2 separate regions of the Mus musculus genome follow, and region 1 is linked to region 2. Evidence: chromatin loops called from intact Hi-C (ENCODE). Cell type or tissue: heart. All regions are shown on one strand. Each heading gives the region's core, and the rest is flanking DNA. Links, peaks and the distances in the headings are about the cores only.

Region 1 (8,335 bases), core at 151-8,150, 79 kb after region 2:
GCTTTGTTCCCTCCTGAGCCTACCTTTTAACCCTCTCTGCTAAGGTAATAAAGCCTCCTTGAATTCTCCTGACAGGCCCTATCTACCAGCTCAATTCGATGGAGACTTAAGTTGTTTAAAAGGTGGAGATGAGGGGGTTCTGGAGTGGCTCTCATGAATCCCAGGCTGGCCTTCAACTATGTAGCCAAGGAGGATCTTAAACTTCTGGTCCTCCTCTCTGAGCACTGGGGTGACAGGTGTTTGCCACCATGCCATTTATGCAGTGCCAGGGGCTGGTCTCAGGCTCCCATGAATGCTAGGCAAAGCTACAGGAGCTACATCCCTGGGATTTGAGAATTTTGAAATTTGAGACTTTTCAAAAGATCCACATCAGTCACAGGAGCAGTCTTGAAATAAAATAAAATAAAATAAAATAAAATAAAATAAAATAAAATAAAATAAAATAAAATAAAAATAAAAAAACAGTCCCTGGACTATGAAGAACATCCCAAGATCCTGATTAAGAAGTGGGTCCTGGGATGTTCTGATAAGATTCTGCCCCCCTCAGGGCCTTCACACATGCCTCGTTAGAAACAATCACCCATGGAAGGAGTTACAGAGACAAAGTTTGGTGCTAAGACAAAAGGATGGACCATCTAGAGACTGCCATATCCAGAGATCCATCCCACAATCAGCTTCCAAACGCTGACACCATTGCATACACTAGCAAGATTTTGCTGAAAGGACCCTGATATAGCTGTCTCTTGTGAGACTAGGCCGGGCCTAGCAAACACATAAGTAGATGCTCACAGTCAGCTATTAGATGGAGCACAGGGCCCCCAATGGAGGAGCTAGAGAAAGTAACCAAGGAGCTAAAGGGATCTGCAACCCTATAGGTGGAACAACAATATGAACTAACCAGTACCCCGGAGCTCTTGACTCTAGCTGCATATGTATCAAAAGATGGCCTAGTTGGCCATCACTGGAAAGAGAGGCCCATTGGACAGGCAAACTTTATATGCCCCAGTACAGGGGAATGCCAGGGCCAAAAAATGGGAATGGGTGGGTAGGGAAGTGGGGGGGTGGAGGGTATGGGGGACTTTTGGGATAGCATTCTAAATGTAATTGAGGAAAATACATAATAATAAAAAATATTTTAAAAAAAAGAAACTTCTTTCCAATACCCAGCAAAACTCTCAATTACCACAGATGGAGAAACCACAGTATTCCATGACAAAACCAAATTCATACAATATCTTTCCACGAATCCAGCCCTTCAAAGGATAATAAAGGGAAAACTCCAACACAAGGAGGGAAACTATGCCCTAAAAAAAGCAAGAAAGTAATCTTTCAACAAACCTAAAAGAAGATAGCCACATGAACAGAACAACAAAAATAACAGGAAGCTACAATTACTTTTCCTTAATATCTCTTACTATCAATGGACTAATTTCTCCAATAAAAAGGCATAGACTAACAGGAACTTCTTTCCAAATCCCTATGTGATTTCTCCCTTCCTTTCCCTTCTTCCATTTTTACTAGGGCCTTTTCAGATGAACCCAAGTGAAAGAATGTCAACAGAATGCTTACAAACTCAGGCATCGCAAACCTTAGCCTATCTTTCCCAGCTGAAGTCATTGAAGCCAGACAGCTGCTTTTTTTTAATTGGTGTTTTACTGGGACACAACAACCACAAATTTATACATCATGCAGATAAGTTTGACGTGGCAGAGTAAAGGGTTCCCACGGACACCATGTGACTGAAGGGGCTTCTACTTCTTACTGTGTAGTGCTCTTTATGATGCTGTGTGCTCACTCCTCACTGTGAAGTCTTAAAGACAAGAGCAGTGGGTCTCTATTTCTGTCACCATACCTAGCACTGAGCAAGTATTAACCTGTACCTTTTGAAAAAGCTCTGGAACTTGGAGGCCCAGATATCAGCCTACTCTTCCAGATGCCTCTAGGTTTTTTTTTGTTTTTGTTTTTGTTTTTTTTTGGTTTGTTTGTTTGGTTGTTTTTTTTTAAGCAGGGCAGGCTAGACAGAGACAATGGGAGCTCAAAGATGAACACGCAGGAAGACAGGTATCAGGACTGAGGTCTCAGGCCTCCTAAGAAGCCCTTGACAATTCCAACTCTCAGTTAGAGCGCAGGGCTGGGTAGGCCCTTACGTCACTTTCTGAAACCCACTGCTCTGCTCAAGCCCCAGGTAACACAGGACAATTCTCAGAAAGAAGCCATCTCCTTTGCTTCCCTAACAGGCATGGGTTGGGCTGGACACAGGACAGCAGCCTTACAGCGGATGGGGAAGAAACCCTCCCATTTACCCGGAAGGAGTGGGATGTGCCAAATGCCACATCATGGTTAAACTGGGCAGATGACAGTGTGTCAGGCTGTGTGTGACCACGAACTACACATATACATACCTGGAGCTTCCAGGCTGTTTGTCCATGTATAAGGCAGGACTCTGGGATACTACAAAGGCCTTTTATCCCTAATGCCACCAGACAAGGTGTTCCGTTGAAAACAGTGCATATCCTTCCCTGTTGCTAATCTGGCACCACCTACAATCCTTTATACCCCAAAGAGAGACCACTTGTCCTTCCCTCCCTCATACCAAGGCCCTCTGGGTTCCAGGGGTCCATGCTGGTCCGATTCTACTTAGAATCTGGGATCTTTAGTTTTGCAATAATGCCAGGATCCAGAAGTTTCAAGTCCTGAAGGGCTTCTAGTAGCTGCTCTCGGGCAGCTCCAATGAAGGAATTCTCCAGAAAGGCAGGCAGGCCTCCCTCACCATCACGGAGGACGTACAGGGGTACCCGCACCAGGCCCAGCACCTATGAAAAGGAGACATCGGACAAGTGGGACCTCAAGAACCTCAACACATTACCTTATCTACCTTGGAACAGAACTCTCCAGAGAAGAGCCAAGCAGAACCGGGCCTAATAATCACACCTCAGGAGAGCTTAGAGAGCCAAACTCTGTGGACAAGTGAGCCACGCTGGGTTCCAAGCTCCATCCGTGCCAATCCTTCTCCATCCTTTTCCTCACCCTTACTGGCGACGGCCTCCAGGAGGCATGCCTGGCTGTAGCAGTATTTCAAAACTCAGAACTCACACCACTGTATAGGTAGCACTTGGGTGCTCAAGAAAAATGCAAATACCCAAGTATTCCTCTGACATCCTTACCCAACTCAAGTGATTCCAATGGACTGTTCAGTCTAAACACTGTCAAAGTGTGCGCACTAATCAGTTTTAATAGCGCTCTCACTCCCAGGTTCAGGGTCACCTCTACACACAGGCGTCCCTAGCATTAGACTCACTGTCTGCTTAAGGGAAATATGAACCCAAAGTCAAGAGCTTAGGGTATCATGTGCACTAGCATAGAGCTGGAGAGACCTTTGGATGTGTGTTCTAAAAAGCTCTCTGCAGGGGCCGCTAAAGGTGGCCGAGTAGGTGGTATTATCTAGCCTGGAGATGACCAAGATCCCAACTAGTTCATGCCACTTGAAAGAATTCAAAGTCGGAGGGTCAAAATCTCCTCCACCCAGTGGCTTTTCTCGGTAAGGGGATTGGGGGAGGACAGACTGGAGCTGGAGTGGATCCCAGGCTGGTCCCACCTCCAGCCCATGGTCCTTGGCTTGAGGTGCCCTGGCTTCCACAGCCTGCAGCTGTTCCAGAGTCAGGCGCTTGGCATAGAAGTGGGCCACCACGCGCGGTCTGGCCGCGATGTGTGAGCTGCGGTAGTCAGAGCGTTCAACGCGGAAGGCAGACATCGCTTCGCCCAGCTCCTCGCGCAGTTCCCGGTTCAGCCCGTCCTCCAGGCAGCTGTCCTGCGCGTCCACGAAGCCGCCAGGGAAGCCCAGGCGCCCGTCAAAGCGCATCTGCATCTGGGGGAGGAGGGTATGATGGTTGGCCCGGGCTCGCGAGCCCTGGGGCGGGGGAGCGGCCGTGCATGACGCGTCCTCACCAGCACGGCGAAGCGCATCGGGATGCGGCCGAACAGCTTGCGGGGGTCGGGCGCGTAGAGCAGCGCATGGCAGGCGTGGCGCCAGTCCGGCCCGAGCGCCAGGGCCTCGCTGAGCTCCACTTTCCGATGCCCCTCCATCTCGAGGCTCGCACTTCCGGGTTCTTGCAGAGGCCAGCGCCTCGGGGCGGAGCTTTGCGAGACTCCGCATCAGCCAATCAGGATGGGTCTCTCAGGAGCTCCGAAGACACCCTGGATTGGCCCTTAGGCTAGGGTGGGGCTGAAGGCTTGGTAAGGTCAGGCTCAGGCCGGAGGTGTTTTGGAACCTGAGTTAGAATTTACGCAGGAGTTCTGCCAGTGCAAAGGACAACGTATTTTTTAGAAAACGGTTCTGGGTTGGTCCGTTCATAACAAAGAGTCTAGGGATGGGAGGAAGGTAGTCTGGCTTCAGAACTTATTCCTAGCCTAGCGTGATGGGGGAAAGGAGAGGTGGGTGTAACAAGTCTTGAGTGGTGGAAATGTGGGGATTGACTGATTATAAGAGGGCACAGGGACAGAGCTAACACATTTGGGGAAGGGGAGTGGCCAATGGATGTGGTTACAACAACCAACTGCATTGGCTGTGGGCTCTGGGTAGTGATGTGGCGCCTGGTACATGGAAAATGACATGGAAATGTCACAGGTCACACAGTAAGATTGGGGAGGGGTGGCTGGCTGAGGAAATAAAGCACAGAAAAGAGTGGGGAGGAGTCAGACAGGACACCCCACCACCACCACACTAGGAGTAAATTAAAATACCCTCAGAACTTTAAATTGTGAAGAAAAATAGGAAAGAGATGGGGGACACTCAATGCCTAATGCTGAGATCCTGGCATTCAGGATCCTTCACCTCAGCTAGGCTGCCCCACCTGAAGTTGAGTCCATATATCAAGAACCTGTATGTATTTAAGGAAGGGAAGAGGTGACACTCAAAGAAGATCTGACTTCAGGTCACAGCCTGGACTTGAAAGTTTGTTGTAGAGCTCAGAACTCACCCAGATACAGGCTTGTGACTTTAGTAGAAGCCACTCAACCCTCTCAGGTTCCCAGTTAAGGACCTGTTAGTGGAGGTGGAACCAGCGTAGTATGGGAGTAAAATTCTCCTCAGAGCCAGACATATGGTAAATGCAGCCATTCTTGGATTCGAGGGTGGAGGTTCGATGCTGTGTCTTATGTCAAAGATTGAGGCCAGCATCCTAAGAATAAGGGCACCATCAGGAAAAGCCTGTGGACATCTTGCCTCAGTCCCCTGAGTCGCAGGGCAGAGATGCCATTGACTGAGGCAGTCACATCATGGTGAGTTAGGTGCGATACAGATGCCATTACTCAGATAACATCCAAGGGACAGGCAAATCATCCTGGTCAAACATTATCACCTGGCAACAAGAAGGAGAAGGAGGAGGAGGAGGAGGAGGAAGAGGAAGAAGAGAAGAAGAAGAAGAAGAAGAAGAAGAAGAAGAAGAAGAAGAAGAAGAAGAAGAAGAAGAAGAAAGAAGCTTATAAAACCCTTCATATCTTCCAATTCCAGAGCCCCACCCCAGGCCAATTTCAAGAAAAAATTCCTGGTGGTAGTAAGAGGACACGGTGGTTCTTTTGTTTTGTTTTCTGGATGTGTGCAGTGTATGTGCATGTACAAATGTATGTGTGTTCAAAAGACACGTAGGCTCATGTTCACATGTGTGTGGAGGCCAGAGGTCAATTCTGAGTGTCTCTGGGTGTCTCTCTCTACTGCCAGCCCCCCTTATTTTTTGAAAGTGACTAATGCACTGAGCTCACTAACGGTCTACAATATCTGGTCAGTAAACTCTGGGGATCCCCCGTCTCCCCTTCTCCCAGTGCTAGAGTTACAGGCACGCCCACTATGCTTGGCTTTTGTGGGGGTGCTAAGGATCCAGACTCAGACCTTCATGCTTGTAAGGCAGAGAATGTATAGACTAGGACATCTTCCCAACCTGGCTTTTAAAGACACACCATTTGAAAAGCCACCATGACCGATGTGAGGGAGCCCGAACAAATTACATGCGCCCCCCCCCTTATTTATAAAGAAACCAGACTTATCTCGGGGCTACAGTATTGTACAGAGTTAACACAGAGCCTCATGCAAACAGAGTGATAAGAAATATGGTGTTCAGGATTGTATACATCAGACCTATGATTACTACCACTCTTATAAAACAAACTGTAAATCTTGGTCCAATCTATAATAACTAAAAAGGGCCACCTCCAAATGAAGAGAATTATTATACTTTCTGTAGTAACAGGATGAGCTTAATATGAGTTTGAGTTGGCCTATATAACCCTACAGGCATCTACATAAAGCAGCATTGGGAATGCCTACATCAAGGATTAATAAACCCCTTACTTTTTTGTTCTTGTTGTCGTTGCTCTGTCAGTTGAGAGGCCCACAGAGCCCATGATGCCTGATGATAACAACTCAGTTAGGGTCCAGGACTTGCTTATAACATCATAGCCCAACAAAAGAAACCAATGCTCCTTAGAAAACTTCCACTGAAGAGCCAGAAAGATCCCCAGTGAAATACAGTGAACATCAACCATCTTATGATGTCAGGAAAGAAACTCAATCCCACCCTTACGCCCTCCCTCAAAGAGAAAAAAAAAAAGAATCCCCCAAATAAAAGAGAACCCCTGCACTGTTCTGAGACAGAAAGCCACAGGCCACTGCTGAGTTTTCAAAACAAAAACCAGTTTGAGGAACAGAAGAACAAACGTGGTTTTACTTTTGGTTTATTCATTTATTTATGATGTAAAGTAGAAAATAAATACCTGTCCTGATATTAGAATGCAGATACATGCAGAATGAGCTGCTGAGGGTCGGCAAAGGGTCCTCCACTTGGAAGACTTAGAGATCATTTCAGCAGCTATTTTGTCCTCCAGCAGAGCAGAGCTCCATAGTAACTTCCTTCCGAAGAGTAAACAGTACAAAAAGAAGAAAACCACAGTGCAACTTTGTAGCTTGGGGGTGAAATCAACCAGCACTACCTTAGCGGGACAATCAAGATCAGCAACCGGCATAGGTGTGTCACATCGACAGAGGGGGCTACATATGGTGTCAAGGTAAGCATCCAGCATTGTTGTGTCACACTGACAGAGGGGACTAGATATGTTGTGATGATAATGTCTCTTTTGCCTGAGGTCTCCCCTCCCCCAAAGGAGAGAACTCTGGTCTAAACTTTGAGGAAAGCAACAAGCCAGCCTCCGCCATTTGACAGGTAATCCTTGAAACTGTCAAGGCATTGTCTTAGTTCCTTGGAGTTACTGGAACAAAATTCCTCAGACTGGAAGACTTACAAACTAAAGTTTATTTCACACAGTTCTGGGGACTTGGAAGTCTAAGACGAAGGGGCTGACATACTTGGTGTCTGCTGAGGTCCCAGTTCTTGATGCATAGGCCACCTGGTAGCTGAAATCTCAGAAGGTTCTGGAGAGCTCTCCAGATCCCCTGCAAGGTCACTAATGCTTTTCATGAAGGCTGCGTTATTTCAGTATAGTCCCCTCCCAAAGGCCCCTATCCCCAAATATCAATGTGGGGTTAGGATGTCAGCATATGGACTGAAGGACTGGTGCGGAGGACATAAATATTCAATCTATGGCAATCAAAATAAAAATGAAAATTTCCACAGGTACCTATGGAATAAAGGAGAACCTCAAAAGATGTGCCTCACCTGAAATCTGAGAAAGATGAGGATATTAGGTAACAGCCAAGAGAATCTGAATAAAGCGTTGGTTAATATTAACGCCTTAAAACTGGCTCATTATTTTAAGAACTATACCGTACTAAATTAAGATATTAACTCATCCTCAGACTCTCCTGCCAGGAGTTTCAGGTCTAGTTTACCTTTCCAGCTGTTCCCTGGTAGCCCTGCTGTTGGACGTTCTGAGAACACATTCCAGGTCCTGGGTCTCTTTATGGCTCATATATATATGAGTGTGTGTGTGTGTGTGTGTGTGTGTGTGTGTGTGTGTGTGTGTGTGTGTGTGTGTGTGTGTGTGTGTGTGATGCATCCAATCCTCACTTATGCAGACAAAATGCCAAAACCAACATTTTCAATGTTAACAACTGAGCTGCTGTCAATTGGAACCTTACCCTCAAGGACCCATGAAGCCTCACACAGATCTCTGAGGACTAACCACTAACAGTGCAAGGAACCTTCCTCCAATGACTGGGCTCAAGAAAAAAAAATCTAATACAAAATTTGTTACCCAACAAGAAGTCCCTTTGCCCACTGGGGACATGGGGTCCTAGCAGGAGGCCCTTCAGGATGAGATGTAGTTAACCACTCCCAACCCCGCCTCAACAACTGAACAAGTGAAAATTATTTTCCTCATTCTGGAG
Region 2 (8,335 bases), core at 163-8,162:
TCACGTGCTCTTTTTATAGTGTAGCTTTGCCATGTTCCCATTCAGGGTGACCCTTGCCCTTGTGGTGGAAGTAAAATCACACCACGTGTTTCACACAGCTAGGTCAAAGTGGATTGCACAACCTATGCGTGTTCAAGGCTTGCGCTTAGAAGCTAACCACCATGTTGTGAGGAAGCACAAGCAGAGACTAGACATGAGTTTCAGCCACAAAAGCAATATCTGCCCGTCTACCATCATAAACAGAGTAAATAATAAGCCTGAAAGCCAAGCTGGCATCAGCCGTCATCTTCGTTCCAACCAATGCCTGAGAAACTATAGAAGAAACAAGCTATCTTTACCATGTCCCTTCTACAACCCTGGCAAAGGGAATCCTTACAGATAGTACAGCAGTGGCTGTTCTGAGCCCAGAGTTTCAGGTCAGTTTCTTGTTTTTGCAGTAATTGTGTTCCTTTCTTTATAATGTCCATTCTCTACTCCTGGAAAAACCTTCCTCTCGCCTCAAGGGATAATTCGCATTACCTCTTCTGTGAGAATCCTCTTCAAGTCGTTTGTACATCTCCCTGTGGATACACAGTTTTGTCTGTTTGCTTCTCCCTTCTTCCCTGCCATGAGCCACTTGAGTACTGGTGATTTCACAGTAGGAGCCAAACAGTAAAGCTGGATGGTCTGCTTGGGTTTGCTTGTCTGTTGTTTGCTAAGTGGGGAAGTTACCTATTCTTTGAGTTTCATGCAATTGCAAATGTAGATGGTGAGCATTGCAATAATGGTCTGGCACCAGGAGGGAAGCAAGCCAGATGGCCTCGACTGGAGCCATGTGTTTCACTGGTGTGTGGTGTTCTGTTTTCCACTGCTAATACTTTTATAACAATAAAAAAATTAAAGAAATGCACATTGGTATCATATTAAATCTCACAACTACATTAAAAAATAACAGAAGGAGACGAGATTCTGGAATACTTTTTTAAAATGTCAGACATAGCCACACTGGTGGTGGCTTCCTCTAGTTGCTGCCGTTCCTCTCCTCCTTCTTTCCTTCTCCTCCTTCTTTCCTTCTCCTCCTCTGCCCTCCTCTTTTGTGTCCTCCTCCTGTTCCTCTCCCACTCCAATTCCTCTTACTCCCTTCTCCTTCACTTCTTCCTTTTGCTTTCCTCAAATTAAATATATTTCCATTTGATAGTTTCCTGAAACCCTGAAGTCTGGGCCTGGCATAGTAAAAATAAAGATTATGTCCTGAAAATCTTATGGCAAAGCTCGAATGTATCTTGATCTTGCATTCCTGGTTGAATGGGCATCTGGGGACTTTACACCATGGCCTTTTAGGCTTTTGGTTTCAGCCAGCAATGGAATCTCCAAGTCCAGAATCTCTTATACTGCATTTTCTCTCTCCCACCACCAGAGGTGTTGCAGCTTAATAACACCGCTAACAATCTGAAAATATTCTAATTCACCACATCTTAGGAAAAATAGAATAAGGCCTAGGATAATGTAAAGACTAAACTAATTTATTAAAGGCTTTTAATTTCAAGTATAATGTATGTTATTAAATGACTCATAAATGGCCACTAAAATATAATCACCTGAAGATGAAATTGTTGTTGTTCTTATTATGCAATAAGCCAACCACATGGAACGCATCACAAATATCATTGAGACTCTGTGGCAGAAGCACATGGTAGGAACACACAAGGACAGTATCTCTAGTGAAGCTTGGCTTGGAAACACACTCTTATGATGGATGGTTTCTCTTTTCTGAGCATGCATGTAGTAATTCAGAATGGGGAAATAGCTTTATTCTTACTTTTATGAGCAGAAAGTTTCTTTCATCAGCTTTGGTCTGAATTAGTGGGGTAAGGACCTCAGAAATGTCATATTAAAAAGAGACTGGGGCGGTTATCTCTGCTCCAGTGAGAAATGAAGTCTTACCAAGGCAGAGTGGCAGTTTCTTAGGAGTAGCATCACAAGTTATGGAAAGCTTGAAATCTGATCCCGTATCCCCTAAGGAAACCAGTGCTAGGTCTCTTGGGACCTGGGACTGTCACTTAGAAGTACACAGCAATGACTAAATCTAGAGTAACGACAATGCCGTGCCCCAGTTGTCAATCAGGACAGCAAATTATGGTTTTTCTTCAATTCACTTTGGCAGTGGCGCCTATCATTGGTTTCATTGACACAATGTCCCCATTCTGGGTCAGGTAAAACTTGGCACAAGAAACAAAGGTTAACCTGGATGCTCCCTCACCCCAGTCCATTGCATAGGGTATACTTACTTGCTTTCCTCTCTATTGCTAGAGGAATTCTAAGGCCAGGACAGTAACACAGATACTCCTGAGAAACAAATAAAATGTCTAGAAAAACATCCCTGTTGTGATACTGCCACTCTTTAGACACTGTCTTTACCTCTTACTAGCTGGGTAATATTATAGAAGTAATGCAATCTCCCTTTGCCTAAGTTGGGATAATGACAGTATCATTGCATGAGGTTATTACAAAAATTAAGTGGGAAAATATACTGAGAGAATGAAATGAATCCTCTTACCACCCATACTGCTGTCTTTACATCCAAACATCAACACGGTATTTCTAGAGGCTGCTAAAAACATGACTAACAGGTTCACCAATTGTTCTCAACCCATAATTTGGTCTTCCTGCCACCAGAACAAAAATTAAGACGCCTAATTGCTGAACTATCTTTAATTCTTCATAGCATCCATTTTGAACATATGTTCATTTCCTTGATAATACATTAAAAAACACCTGGAGTAAGCCCAAATCATGTAATAAAGCTCTTCAACTTACTTCTACACTGACAGCCCCAGGCACATAGTCCTTCTTGTTGCATTGAGCTACTTAAACTGGCCTTCCTACAAGTTTAGTGACCTCCTGGATACCATTGACTGATGGACACATACAATACTGAACACAGACTATTGTATACTATAGACATACAAAACACTAGATATTGGTGATAGTAGGTTTTGTTTTCTCTTATTCTCATGCATAGTAGATGTCAAGGCTCAATGAATATGCCTATCTTAAGTATCTGTGAAGTCAGGTAGCAAGGACAGAGTGATGCATTCTTTTCTCTGAGTCTCAAAATATTACTGAGAAGCTGTCAAGGTACCCACAACAGCACTTAGTGGAAGAACAGGCAACGATTTTGAGCCCTCACGTCTAAGCAATAACTCTCTAAACTTTCTAAAGCAGGTTACCCAGGTCTTTAATTTTCTTTCTTCCTTCCTTCCTTCCTTCCTTCCTTCCTTCCTTCCTTCCTTCCTTCCTTCCTTCCTTCCTTCCTTCCTTTCTTTCTTTCTTTCTTTCTTTCTTTCTTTCTTTCTTTCTTTCTTTCTTTCTTCCTTTCTTCCTTGCTCGCTTGCGCTCTCTCTCTCTCTCTCTCTCTCTCTCTCTCTCTCTCTCTCTCTCTCTCTCTCTCTCTCTAAAGAGGAAGCTGAAAGGCCAAATTGCTGTTTCTACTTTTCCAAAAACACTGATGTAACTGAGATAGGGTTTTTGGAGTAGAGAAATGAATGTCTAGCACATACAAGGTAGGACGACCTGGGGCATAGAAGATACAGTACTGTTGTAGCTGTATCACGATCATTCTGAAACTTTATGGTAACACTCTTTCCTGAAACAATTGCACCTGGTCTCAACTCTATGAGCTGCCTCTCTAGACAATTCCGGTTTAAGGTCTTTGATGAGTTGAAGAACGGCCTGGGACTGTTTGTGCTCCAGCCCCGAAAGTTGCATGTGGTCCGGTTTTGTTGTTTTTGGTTTGTTTTGTTTGTTTTGACCCCACTTTATTGTTAGCATACATCAGTCCTATTTCAGTGTTAACTCTGTTCATCTGTTTTTGGCATGTACATAAATTTTAAGTACTTGCTCCCTTAGTTATAATATAGAAATAACTTCTTTAAAGGGCTGGTCTTGGGATTAACCAATATAAAATTGCCAAAGTGCGACTTACTTAGCACAGTGAGTTTTCCCACAGTGAGTATTATTGGAGGTGACTTCTCTTTCTTTAGTTTACAAAGAAATTTTTATCTTTTCTTGTCACATTCTCCTAAAGTTTAAAGCCCCAAACGTTCTTTGCCACCACTAGAGTCAACCATCTAATCCATTGGCAAAGTAGAGCCATTTGGATACGGAACCATAGTTACAGGTATGGAGTCTTTACCCGGACCGCTTTGAGAAACGGACCGGAAGTGGCCCGGCTGTGCTTTTCCTCCGCGGAGGGCATTGGCGGACAAACGGCGTGACTGCTGTCCCAGGCCTACTACGAACTCCTGGGGTTTGGGTTGGGGACTTGCTGAAAGCTCCGCGGCGGCGCGGCGGGAGGTGTCGCGAGCCGAGCCCTGCCCGGCCACTTCCATGCCGGGTTGGAGGCTGCTGGCGCAGGCTGGCGCCCGGGTGCTGGGCTGTGGCGCCAGAGGCCTAGGTGCTGACCCCGGCTTAGAGAGAAGGTGGGTATGGGCAAGAGGTGGTGGCGGGGGGCGCCGCCCACTCAACTATGTCCTTGAACAGAGATTTGGTTTTGCCGCAGAGGGTTAGAAGTGGAAGGGGCCATGTGTTCAAGGGGGTAGCATAGAAAATTAAGAAAGCATCGTTCAATCTAAAGCCTTGAAGGAGTAGTGGGGTTTTGTTTTAATGTTCAAGGAATTAGGGGTTAGCTGCGACTATTAGCAGCAGCAAGAATGTCTTCCAACCAGCCAGTGCTGGACTAGACGTTGTGTTTGTATTGTAACCTATATTAGGCCTTGTGTCCGGTGAGCAGACCACTGTCGTGAAAGTTTTTCAGATAAAACTGAAACTAAAGGGAAATAGGTTGTCCAAAGTCACTCAGCTAATGAGTAGAAAATCACTTGTAATTCTAAGCTGGAACTTCCTCACTACCAACCAAAGTAGACTGCCCAGAGGTTTATTTAGGTTCTCATCCACCCCCACCGTATGCAAAAATTAAACACACTTCCTTCCTTCCTTGCCTCAAGCTGCTAATCTCCTTCTTAGTGCATTTGCTGGACAGGGGTTGTGTTCTGTGGTTTTTAGTTTTGTTTTTAAAACTGCTTATTTGGTAGTTTGTTAACATTGGCGATGCCACTCCATTAGAAAACTGTCAAGTACAGATTCATGTGGGTTAGTAGTCACTCATGTGTTTCTTATTAGTTAGGTAGGATTGTTTATTGTTAATGAAAAGATAAATTTAGCCTTCAGGGTAACCATTCTTGGTTAAAGCAGAAGCCCCCGTGTTATTATAAGAAGTGTTAGGGAAAATGGACAAACCACACCATTCCCTGAGGCCGTGAGTGCATTATCTAACTGTGGCCTCCCCTACATTAAATGGAAATAATGACTTGATTGTTTTTGTTTCCAGAAAGAATATCTTGTTCTTTGTTAGAAATCTCCACAGCAAGAGTAGTACTTGGTGGGATGAACATCTTTCTGAAGAAAATCTCTCCTTTGTTAAGCAACTGGTCTCCGATGAAAATAAAACCCAGCTGACAAGTAAACTGAATCCCTTGAAAGATGAGCCGTGGCCTTTACATCCCTGGGAACCAGGTGAGGTGTAGGGATTTGAGATGTGACCCCTTAATTACAGTATGGCTTGATGCATGAAAATGGTGACATATGACATCTTGAATTTTCATATCTGTTTCATTCTGCTTTCGTCTGCCAGCTTATTTGTTTCCAGATAAGTAAAAGACCTCAGGAAGGTGTTTTGTAGGTGTGAGGTGAAGCATTCTGCATATATTGTCTTCTTTAGATACAAAGAATATAAAATGAAAGGTAGAAACCAGGAAGAAGAGGCTGGAAAATCCAGTGTAAACTGTCCTGTATTAATACAGCTACTTTCAGTTGGGATGCTTGTGTGCTGTTTGGGAAGCATAGTTCCAGAATCAGCATGTCCTATGGCATGTATGTATGGCATGTATGTATGGCATGTATGTAGTATAATACACTAAACCCATTGGTGGCCAGACCAGGCAGGATGGGGCTTTTCCTGTGAACGTGTGTTCTCTGGAGTTATTGAGACACTTTGTTGTCTAGTGACAAAAGTTCAAGTCTAGCCTGGCTTGAGTTCCTGAGTTTGCAGCTTCTAACTCCTGAGTGCTGAGTTATAGGCATATACCCTCAGACCTGGCTTATGCAGTACATGAGATCAAACTTAGGGTCTTGTCCTTGCAAGGCAGGCACTCTGCCAATGGAGCTACAGTGCCAGCCCCAAAAGTTCTTTATAGAGGACAGCTTAGTAGAAGAGAACTTGTGGCATGTATGTAGTATAATACCATTTAATGCCTTAGAATTGGAATAGATGTTTTCTCATTGATAATGCTGGACAGGAACTAAAACTACAAAAGAATAATAATGGAATTATATATATTAATACTATTATTATATGAATACTGTTATTTTAAAGCTGAAATGTTAGAATTATCTTACATTTGCTAATTTTACAAACATTTATTAACCACCAGTATATTGTACCTAATATAATTGAAGATAATTACATCTGTAAGTAGTCTTGAATATATTATATTTGTTGGCAGGTTCTTTCAGAGTTGGCCTCATCGCCCTGAAGCTAGGCATGATGCCTTTATGGACCAAGGATGGTCAAAAGCATGCAGTCACATTACTACAGGTAAGAAAACATGCTTATAAGGGATATGTGTGTGCCAAGATCTGTGCACATAACCTGCATTGGTTGAAATGTGTATCCCAGACAGAAAACGGTGTGGTAAAGAAGAATATGACAGATAATAGTAAAGAGCTTTGCTTCTGACGGTTCCAGGAAAGTTGATTCTAGCCTAAACCAGTTTTCTCACAATGGGATTAGAATACTTGGAGTAATGCCTAGGCAGGGTAGGGTAGCATAGAGCCTCACGGATCATCCACTTAATTCATTCTTAGAAAGTGTCTCAAGCCCATCATGTTCACAGTAGTTCGTTCAGGCCCTGACTGTGATTGTGATCTCCTTGCTGACAGTCAGAGAGGACTCTGCTTCCTCCGGGGAAACCACATTTTATTCACCAAGAGCAGTCATTCTGAAATGGTTAAGGACTCAGGCTCTGAGGATAAATCCTGGCTCTGCCACTTGCTATGTTCATGAGTGCTCTAGCCTCTTCTCTAAGTGATATAATTCTATAAGAGGAAAAGTTAGGCCTCACTGCACACTGTTACTGTGAGGACCACAAGAGATGACAAATGTCAGCTCCTAGAGACGGTGCATAGTGTCTGGAAACTTTCAACTGCTTTCACTATAGAGAAAGCACAGATGAAGTTAGACCATTACTCTAGATCATTCTGGACAGCTCAGTGTCCTGGGTCTAATCTCAGAGGTGTGATGATGGTTAAAATATAGGCTGTGCACGCTTAGAATGTTAACAAGGTACAGAGCCTTCATGAACTATTATGGTCTGAGTGTGGATCAATAATGGCAGACTGGTACAACCGCACAAGAAGCAGTTTATTACTGTGTGTCAAGTTTAGGCCTATGAACCCTGTAGTCATTGTCTCGATGGGTTCTCTGGGAAGTCCCGGAAGGTGTATGCCATGGTTCTTCTTCAGCACTGTCTCAGGCACTATGGTGTTTAATACCCTAGAACTGGAATTCCTAAGTGTTCATCAGTGTGGAGAACAGGTGATGACCATTCACACAGTCTGGGGCAGTGAATGGGGTTACACATAGCAGGAAAGTGAGCTTCGCAAATGCAGTGTTGAGCGAAAGGCAGCTCTCCTTACTTAGCCAGAGGTTTAAAGTCTGGACTGGGACTTGGGTTCACTGTACCGTATTCCCAGGGGATGCTCATGCTGATTGGGGTCACAGTTTGAGAAGTGAAGATTAGGGAGAGGCAGGCACAGTCATGGGATTATAACTCTTTTTTAAAAATAATTATTTTTGCTGTAATCCTGACTGTCCTAGGTACTCACTGTGGCTGGTGGATCACGTTACAAGCTCAGGTTTTATGTTTGTTTTCAGGTACAAGACTGTCATGTGTTAAAATACACTCCCAAGGAAGACCATAATGGAAAAATCGCAGCCCTGACAGTGGGCGGGAAAACCGTGTCACGCTTCTATGTAAGTCTATATTTTCATTCCTAAAATACTACATGTTATTAGTTTTAGCTCTACATACGTTCATGTTTGCAGAATGTTCTGTAGTCACAAACTGACACTGACCCTGAGGCCTGTCTGGCTGGCAGAGATTTTGGGTTGACTAGACTTCACAGAGCCACAGTGTTTGTACATCGGTGAAGCGAAGGTTAACGTGCTCACTGCCTGTGTTGGGTTCATCACAAGGACTAAACAAGCTTCCTCTAGTTGCCTGGACTGCCTGCCGTA

What was found. Hi-C counts contacts between places; a loop is a spot of excess contacts. Peaks named below come from ENCODE experiments on the same cell type or tissue, not always from the same donor. Only the 100,000 strongest peaks of a DNase experiment are listed, where the experiment ranks them.
Region 1: a loop joins it to region 2, with 4 times the contacts of the local background. A loop is called at or near these places in 12 of 42 quality-filtered maps.

Annotation. Positions count from the first base shown.
Region 1 is chr9:105,127,698-105,136,032 of GRCm38, forward strand. Nudt16 (nudix (nucleoside diphosphate linked moiety X)-type motif 16) reads right to left here and starts at 4,108. Exons shown (of 3, transcript NM_029385.2): 1 at 3,946-4,108; 2 at 3,596-3,865; 3 at 1,641-2,813. The coding sequence starts at 4,083. The coding sequence ends at 2,634. In heart, for the core only: no CTCF peak of the experiment used is centred there; a DNase peak (open chromatin) is centred at 4,094; H3K4me3 peaks cover 1,507 bases; H3K27ac peaks cover 1,384 bases.
Region 2 is chr9:105,049,053-105,057,387 of GRCm38, forward strand. Mrpl3 (mitochondrial ribosomal protein L3) reads left to right here and starts at 4,216. Exons shown (of 10, transcript NM_053159.4): 1 at 4,216-4,460; 2 at 5,369-5,553; 3 at 6,543-6,634; 4 at 7,973-8,071. The coding sequence starts at 4,369. In heart, for the core only: no CTCF peak of the experiment used is centred there; a DNase peak (open chromatin) is centred at 4,319; H3K4me3 peaks cover 1,678 bases; H3K27ac peaks cover 947 bases.